Regions from separate parts of the Homo sapiens genome. Here region 1 is linked to region 2. The links are chromatin contacts, found by Hi-C or POLR2A ChIA-PET in ENCODE. All regions are on one chromosome and are shown on one strand. Each heading gives the region's core, a stretch centred on a gene start or an enhancer-like site at or near the end of the contact. The rest is flanking DNA. Distances are from core to core; before and after follow the strand shown.

Region 1 (3,817 bases), core at 1,173-3,672, 3.3 Mb after region 2:
GTGCCACTGCGCTCCAGCCTGGGTGACACAGCGAGACTCCGTCTCAAAAAAAAAAAAAAAAAAAAAAAAAATAGCCGGGCACGGTGGCTCACGCCTGTAATCCCAGCACTTTGGGAGGCCGAGGCGGGTGGATCACGAGATCAGGAGATCGAGACCATCCTGGCTAACACGGTGAAACCCTGTCTCTACTAAAAAAAAAAAAAAAAAAAATACAAAAAATGAGCCTGACATGGTGGCGGGTGCCTGTAGTCCCAGTTACTCCGGAGGCTGAGGCAGGAGAATGGCGTGAACCCAGGAGGCAGAGCTTGCAGTGAGCCGAGATCGTGCCACTGCACTCCAGCCTGAGTGACAGAAAGAGACTCCGTCTCAAAAAAAAAAAATAGTGTATGAGTTTCTGTTTTGCCACAACCTGAATTTTGCCAATTTAATTTCCCCTTAAATATATATATTTTATATATATGTTTATACGTACGTGTGGGTTTTTGTTTTTGTTTTTGTTTTAATAGATGGGGGTCTCACTCTGTTACCCAAGCTGGTCTTGATCTCCTGGCCTCAAGCGATCCTCCCACCTTGGCTTCTCGAAGTGCTGGGATTACAGGCATGAGCCAATGTGCCTGGCAATAATACCAATTTTTTTTAACCTGCCTTTTTCATCAAGTTCTGTTTTCTACTCTTTATTTCAACTGTAGTGAGTGTTAGGTAAGGCTGTTGATTGGGGTTCAAAGCTGAGAACTTCAGGCCTCAGTTGGTTCTAGTTCCAGCATTGCTTTTCACTTAACTTCTCTGAGTTTCATTTCCTTCCATGATAATGAGAGAATTGGGCCCTTTGACACTAAATAACACTGGGTGGGTGGATCTGAAGACATTTTATCTGCTTATTCTTTTCACTCTTATGTCTCTGTCAACCGGATTGACAGATTCCTCATGTTTTCACTCTGGTCCACAGCACACACTCGGGCTCCTTGAAACCCTTATACTAAAGTTGGTTCTTTTAAAAGCAAAATGCCAGGAAGTAGGAGGGCAAGCCGGGCGATCCCTAATTATGAACATCGTGTCATGCCTATTCTGCATTTAACAGAATTATAGTGGTATCGTAACCTAAGACTTTGGAGTTAACACATCAAGAGATCTAATCTCTGCCTAGCGTTAGAACAGACAGACTTAAGACAGGCTGACTTCACTTTTTGGATGGTAAAGTCAAAGGATTGAGTTTTGTTTAACCTTTTGAATTTTGAACTTTTACCTAATGGTGAGATGATAAAGGAGTTTAGAAGGTAGATTTGGGTCTGACCTCACCTGATAAGGAAAAATGTTTGGTTTAGTACATGATTCCTTTTAAGAGGCCAGATTTGGAAAGTAGGTGTAAGCCAGACATGGTATTCAACAGAGAAAAATGAGGACCAGTTATGAAAGCTTTAGAATAATTTTATATAGATGAAATGGAATCAATCCAAAGAACACACCGTTAAATACATAGCCGATCTTTTGCTGCTTTAATCAAGGTAACTGTCATGATTTCTTTCCTGAATTGAAGAACCGAACCACAGCCTGATGAGAGGCTGAGTTACAGCACGTTATGTTTATTGGCTGCAAATAAACGTGTCCAGTACTCCTAAGAGCAGTGCTCACTCCATCCTTGGCTTTGCCAGCCTCGTCTGCTTCCCTTAGATTCCTGAGTGTGACTTCCTAAGATGTATGTGGGACTCTAATGTCAAGGTTGCTGTTTTTGTTGATGTTCACTTTCCTACAGCCTTGTGGGGTGTGCTGCTACCATGGAATCTCCTTGGAGGGGTGGCTTCGGCTTCAGATCCAGCATCCTGGAAGTTACTTGGTTTAGCAAGGCATTGTTGCCTGGTAGATGATCTGATATGGTTGACCACAGTCTGAAGGCATAGAAATGCTGTTTTATTATAAAGTCCGGGCCAGGAAAGAAATAGAGGATATTGATAATTAGGCCTCTGCCCTGTGGGAGCTGTTTTTCTATGCATTCCTAAAATACTTGAGTGCTTGTGAGGTGTATAGTACTGAAGTAGGGGAAGACTGGGCTCCAAAGGGGTTTGTGATCTGTTGGGGTGTTGAATTAAGCCATACTTGGGAGAAGTTCAATAGTGCAAGGTGTCGTGTGGTTAAAAAGTAAATCTTTTACTCCGAGTACTCTGGCTGGGTATTCTGCTGCCATTTCAGGTTCAGCCATGTCTCCATTTCAGTTCCCAATATCATAGTTTTCCTTGTCAGGGTCAGAACCTGTCGCGTCACTTTTTTCTCCTCTTCCTCAAATCCATTTGCTCTCATTATGTCTCTTGTGTCCGCCTTTCCTTTCCATTCCTCCTTCAGGCACCCTGATTTCTGCCCCAACTTACTACAGCTCTGAATTATGGCAGGTGCTCCTCATCTGGTCTCCCTGGCTCTACCGTCATCTATCTACAGAATACCACCCTGTTTATCTTCCTGGTGTAGCACTTCCTGAAATAGATCAGCTTGCCTCAGAAACTGTCAGTAGTTCTCTGGGGCCTGCAGCAGGATTTTTTGTTTTGTTTTGTTTTGCTTTTCTGTTTTGTTTTGTTTAACCTAAGGTCTCTGATTGTAGAGAGTACATGCCCCTTGAAATGCGATATAAAATGTTATAAGCACACAACTTTTGCCGGGTCACCAGCGGTCCCATGAGCCACAACAGATAAGAACGGCTAACCTGCAGGTCATGTCCAGCTCTGACTTGACTGTCAAGGCCTTCCCTCCCCAGTCTGCCTTCCTTCTCACTACTTTCCCCTCCAGGCCCTAGTGGTGTGGGCCCTTGTTCTTGACCTCATTAGCTTTACTTGGTTTTTCCTGACTCTCACTACCCTATTACATTCATTAATTTAGAAAACAACTTAGTAAATACACTCTCCCGTGAAAATTCCTTCTGCTTTCTTGCCTCAGTTCACCCATTCTCTCTTAATTCTTTCTGATGCTTTCTCTTTCAGTGCCCAGCTGGCAAATCCTAGCACTTCCTTCCTTGGCTACTTTGTTTCAAAGTGATTTCTTTTCTTTCTGAACATATTTAGCTCTCCAGTTTTTGCCATTCATTTGGTACATTGCCTTGAATTGTTAAATACATGCTTAACTCCTTGTATTTAATCTCCTACAATATATAGCCTTACATATCATAGTAAAGAAGGAATTATTTTGCAAATTTATCTAAAATTTTTAAACAGATAAAAATTAAGCCTAATATATCGTTTAAGAAGAATATTCACTTACTTTTCCCCGAACAGATTTCTTGGTTCTAGACTTAATATTTTTATGTTATCTTCATTGTCAGTTTTTTGTTTTTTTTTTTTTTTTTGAAACAGAGTCTCACTCTGTTGCCCAGGCTGGAGTACAGTGGCATGATCTTGGCTTACTGCAAACTCCGCCTCCTGGGTTCAAGTGATTCTCGTGCCTCAGCCTCCCGAGTAGCTGGGATTACAGGAATGTGCCACCATACCCGGCTAATTTTTGTATTTTTAGTAGAGACGGGGTTTCACCATGTTTGCCAGGCTGGTCTTGAACTCCTGATCTCAGGTGATCCGCCCCGCCTCCCAGAGTGCTGAGATTACAGGTGTGAGCCACTGCACCTGGCCCATTGGCAGGTTTTTGTTTGTTTGTTTGTTTGAGATGGAATCTCGCTCTGTCACCCAGACTGGAGTGCAGTGGCGCAATCTTGGCTCATTGCAACATTGACCTCCCAGGTTCAAGTGATTCTCCTGCCTCAGCCTCCCGTATAGCTGGGACTACAGGCATGCACCACCATGCTTGGCTAATTTTTGTATTTATTTATTTATTTATTTATTTATTT
Region 2 (4,344 bases), core at 932-3,431:
AATACCTTCATAGCAATATCCAGACCGGTGTTTGACCAAACAGCTAGGCACCACAACCTAGCCAGGTTGGCATACAAAATTTAACCGTCATGGTCCCCAGGCAGGAAGGTGTGGACCACACTGGGGCCTTGCCCTGTTCCCAGAGACTCTGCACAGCCCCACTCCCTTCCTCCTATACCAGCATAGTGAGAGGCAGGGGATGGCAGCTGTGCCTTGGTCCTGGATCTGATGTGAGCCGACAGCTTATTCCCAGTGCATATGCCCATATGAGAATTAACTCGAAGGAGAATAAACTGTTCCCTTTTGAGACCTGGCCCAGGGTACTCTACTCTGATGCCAACAGCATGTCTTGTTGTTTCTTCCTTAGCTGATCCTTACTGGCAGGGGGCCTCAAGATCACTGAAGCTTTTAGATTCGAGCATGAAGTCAGGAGTTTCCTCCTGCATGCCTTTCTGATGGCAAGGGAGCTGTACTGTAGTAGCTATGTTTGTGGTCTTTGGTGTCAGGGACTGGGCTCAAAGCCCAGAGTCTCATGGGCTATGGTCATGACCTTGGGGAAGCCTCTTATCTTCTTTGTGTCTCAGTTTCCCCATCTGTCAAATGGGGATGCAATAATTGTATGTACTTCAGAGATGTGAGAGATTGAATATGGTGATGCAGGAATCACTTAGCACAGTGGATGAGAGTGCGTTTCACCAGTTTTGGCTTTTCTAGACTCAGTTGAGCTGGGTCTGGTGGCTCATGTCTGTAATCCCAGCACTTTCGGAGGCTGATGTGGGAGGATTGCTTGAGCCCAGGAGTTTGAAATCAGCCTGGACAACATAGTGAGACCCCATCTCTTAAAAAAAAAATTAGGTAGGCATGGTGGCTCATGCCTGTAGTCCCAGCTACTCAAGAGGCTGAGGTGGGAGGATTATTTGAGCCTGGGAGACTGAGGCTGCAGTGAGCTGTGATCATGCTACTGCCCTCTAGCCTGTGTGACAGAGTGAAGCCCTGTCTCAAAATAAATAAAATAAATAAATAAACAAACAGATAGTTGACTGCAGTTTCCTGACCCCTTGAAGTCAGGTGCGGCCATATGCCTTTCTTTGGCAAATGACATGCAAGCAAAAAGTGATGTGCATCTCTCTTGGGTAGATGATTTAAAAGCCAGAAGTGATTTGCCACATTCCTTTCCCCTGTGGCAGAGACAGTGAGCGCACCCGTGCTGAGACAGAGCTGCCAGCCAAGGGCCCAGAGTAAGTAAGTAATCAGAGCCCCCACCCCTCTGCATTGGCCCTGTAGACTGCACCAGAAGTAAACTTCTGCTGTGTTGTAAGCACTGAGATATTGGGGTTGTTAGCACTACCTCAACCCAACTGATGGCCACACTTTAGATGTGCAGGAAATGGTAGCTGTTATGATTTTTTTCTCTTCCTTTTGTCTTCTCTCTCAGAGGTTCTGAGCAATGATGTGACCGATGGTGTCATCCGAGTCATCTGTAGCAAATGCTACTTTTGGATCTATCACCTCGGCATATGGGGAATCCTGTCTGTACAGCTGATATTCCACCTCTACCCTTCTCTTGCCCTATCATTTTGAGAGGGAAGAATTGGGATTAAACACTAGAGTTTTATCACTCATTTTCCTTTGCAAACCTTACCTTGCTTATCTGTGAAATGGATGTGAGAGCCTTGTTTCTATCTTTTCCAGGACTTATTGTATGATTGGTCCATGTATAGCAAGTATTATATACATCCCTCAGAAATTACTATTACTGGGTTTTCTTGTCTACCTTTTTTCCCCCATTCAGCACATGATGGTCAATTTTTTGTTTCTTTCCCCCCAGGATCTTGGAAACAAAGACCTCAACAGGGATAAAATTTACTTGATTTGTCAAATAGTCCGGGTCGGCAAGATGGATCTTAAGGATACTGGTGCAAAGAAGTGCACGCAGGGACTGAGGAGGCCCTTTGGGGTGGCAGGTAAGGGGCACACTCTGCATCATTGATTTTTATGGGAGCGCACATTTTATGTGGCTGAATTGTAATGATGATTTGTTTCCCAACCGCCTCCTGCTGCCCCCACCCCTGCAAAATTTATGCCAGACAGCCCTTAATAACTACATTTCTGGTGACTAAATCAAAATAATTGGTGACTAAGTCCAGATTTATGATGAACACAGTGAATCATGGGCTCCTCTTGTCTGGAGTAGAGCATCGGGAGACCGGGGCCGTCTGAGCAGTTGACACCTTTGCTCCCCAGCTCTGTGAAAAAGGAAAAACAATACAGGCAGGATCTAATTATGAGGAGCAAATCATTTAAAAAGTACATCTAGGACAGGAAATGCAGTTACACAGAATGAGTCACCTACCACACATCTAAATTCCAGATGGAAACGGACATTTGGAGAATTGGCGTGACCTGAGGCAGAGCCCTGCATGAGGCTGCTGTACAGCAACATCAGCTCTGCATTCCTCTTAAGCTTTAGCTCTCCTGGGGTTTCTAAGGCTTCGTCATTCTTGCCCCACTTTTATGGTTTTAGTTATGTTTGACTACCACTTGTACTGTTATTTACCAAATATAGTTTCTTTTAATCAACCTGCTTTACATAATGTATGTTTTTCATCAAAGGCGATTTAAATTCCTGTGAAAATGGCAATTTGATATGCCAGTTTTCTTTTTATTAAAATATAAAATTTTAAGAGTATACCGTGCATAACCCCTATGTACCATAGCTAACCTCAGTGTTTCAGGTTTCTCACTTCAAGATGCTCTGATCTGTAATCGCAGACCTGCTTACTCTCCAACTAGTCCCCTGGCACTGCTTGCAAAGCGGTGGAGTGGAGGATGTTTTACTGAGCTCACTGTTTTTTTTTTTTTTTTAACCTGGCACTGCGGCTAGCTAGCCAGCCAGTGATATTGGGCAAGCATTTTCCCCAGAGCCTTAGTTTTATTATGTGCAAAATGAAGGACTCATACCTGGTTAATTCATGAAATCCTCTACTGCTCTAAAATGCTCTGATTCTACTTGTGGGGGCATTTCTGACATCATGGTGTTTCTGTTAAGGCAGTAAGGATCCTTCAACCTTACTGCAAAGTGTGTCTTTGTCCTCAGCTGTAGCCTGCCCTCTCTTTTGGTGTCAGATGACAGAAATCTGATCTAAACTGGTAGAAGAAGGAAAAGAAAAGGTACTTTATTGGTGTAACTGAAGAGCTTATGAATAGATCGCTTCAGGCATAGCTGGATCCAGGAACTCAAATCAGTTTGTCTCTTTCTTGCTCCCATGTCCTCATGCTGGCTTACTATGAAGAATTTGTCTCTTTCTTGCTCAGCCCCTATGTCTTCATGCTGGCTTACTAAGAAGATGGCTGTCCAACTAGTTGGCAAATTATCAGCCAGCTGTTCCAAGCTTGCATCCTACCAACTTAGCAACCAGTGGAAAGAATGTACCTCTTTCCCATTAGTTTCAGCAGAAGCCCCAGGAGCTTTAATATAGGTCACGTCCTCATCTCCATAGTCTTTACTCTGGGCAGGGAGAGATGATTATCTGATCTACCAGGTCCTATGAATAACTTTGGAGCCAAAGGGAAATTGCCCTGCCCTAATCACAGCCCTGAGGATGGATGAGGAGAGTCAGTTAGAGAGAATGGATGCTCGGTTTCTCCTCCTGTCTGCTCTCTGACTCCCCTCTCTATCTAGATGCAGTCAGTGGTTGATTATTACCCAAGCAATTTTAATGGCCCCTGCCCAGTGCCTGGAGTGTTTGACGTATTTTCTGTAACTAGGGTATGAGCTTGATTGGAGTAGCTTTTCTCAGCCCTCTCCTACACTCCCACTTCTATAATCCCCATTCTAGTGTAGGAGTTCTTTACCTTGGTTTTGGGACCTTTAGTGGCTGATTTAAGGAAAGGTTTCAGAGGATCCAGGATACCTCTGGAATCACAGGATTTGAGGATTCTTCAGTTATGTATCTGTACATATGAGTATGCTTATGAAAAGAGGGTGGATATTTCATGAGATTCTCAGATCCTACAGAGACCCAATCACTGCTGTCTGGTTTTGTAGGCATGGTAGACATTCAATACATGCATGTCAAATCCAAACCTAATTGCTGAATTCCACAGCCACGGCTCTGACCCTTTCCTTTTGGCCTCTGCTAAGCCATGGTGCTCTTGGATGCCTCCCTGGCCCTCTGACCTCCCAGTCTGCTTTGCCTGGAGGTATTTGCCCTGGTGCTGCACGCGAGGAACCTCTGCTGTCTGAGTGTTGTGCAGCACTGGCTTGCTTGCCATTTTAGGCCTTCCTGACCCCCAGGCATCCCAGGCTCTACCTCCTGTCCCATAAGCTCATCCCACTGTCAT

The links. Hi-C counts contacts between places; a loop is a spot of excess contacts on that map. ChIA-PET counts read pairs that join two places held with the same protein, here RNA polymerase II (POLR2A).
Region 1: a map of HepG2 shows a loop between it and region 2 (28-fold over the local background). The contact joins two enhancer-like sites. A Hi-C loop is called at or near these places in 1 of 168 maps with a recorded cell type or tissue (HepG2). POLR2A ChIA-PET finds 5 or more read pairs at or near these places in 1 of 52 experiments (activated CD4-positive, alpha-beta T cell).

The regions. Positions count from the first base shown.
Region 1 is chr5:173,027,134-173,030,950 of GRCh38, forward strand. All of the region lies in intron 3 of ATP6V0E1 (ATPase H+ transporting V0 subunit e1), which reads left to right. Among named protein-coding and RNA genes, the nearest start is that of SNORA74B, 8.3 kb to the left of the region's middle. Within about 2 kb of position 2,423, at least 5 of the 41 ENCODE cell types and tissues checked have a DNase peak (open chromatin) inside an H3K27ac peak, as active enhancers do.
Region 2 is chr5:169,693,975-169,698,318 of GRCh38, forward strand. It overlaps DOCK2 (dedicator of cytokinesis 2), which reads left to right. Exons shown (of 52, transcript NM_004946.3): 10 at 1,829-1,964. Among named protein-coding and RNA genes, the nearest start is that of DOCK2, 59 kb to the left of the region's middle. RefSeq lists an enhancer at 1,504-2,703. Within about 2 kb of position 2,182, at least 5 of the 41 ENCODE cell types and tissues checked have a DNase peak (open chromatin) inside an H3K27ac peak, as active enhancers do.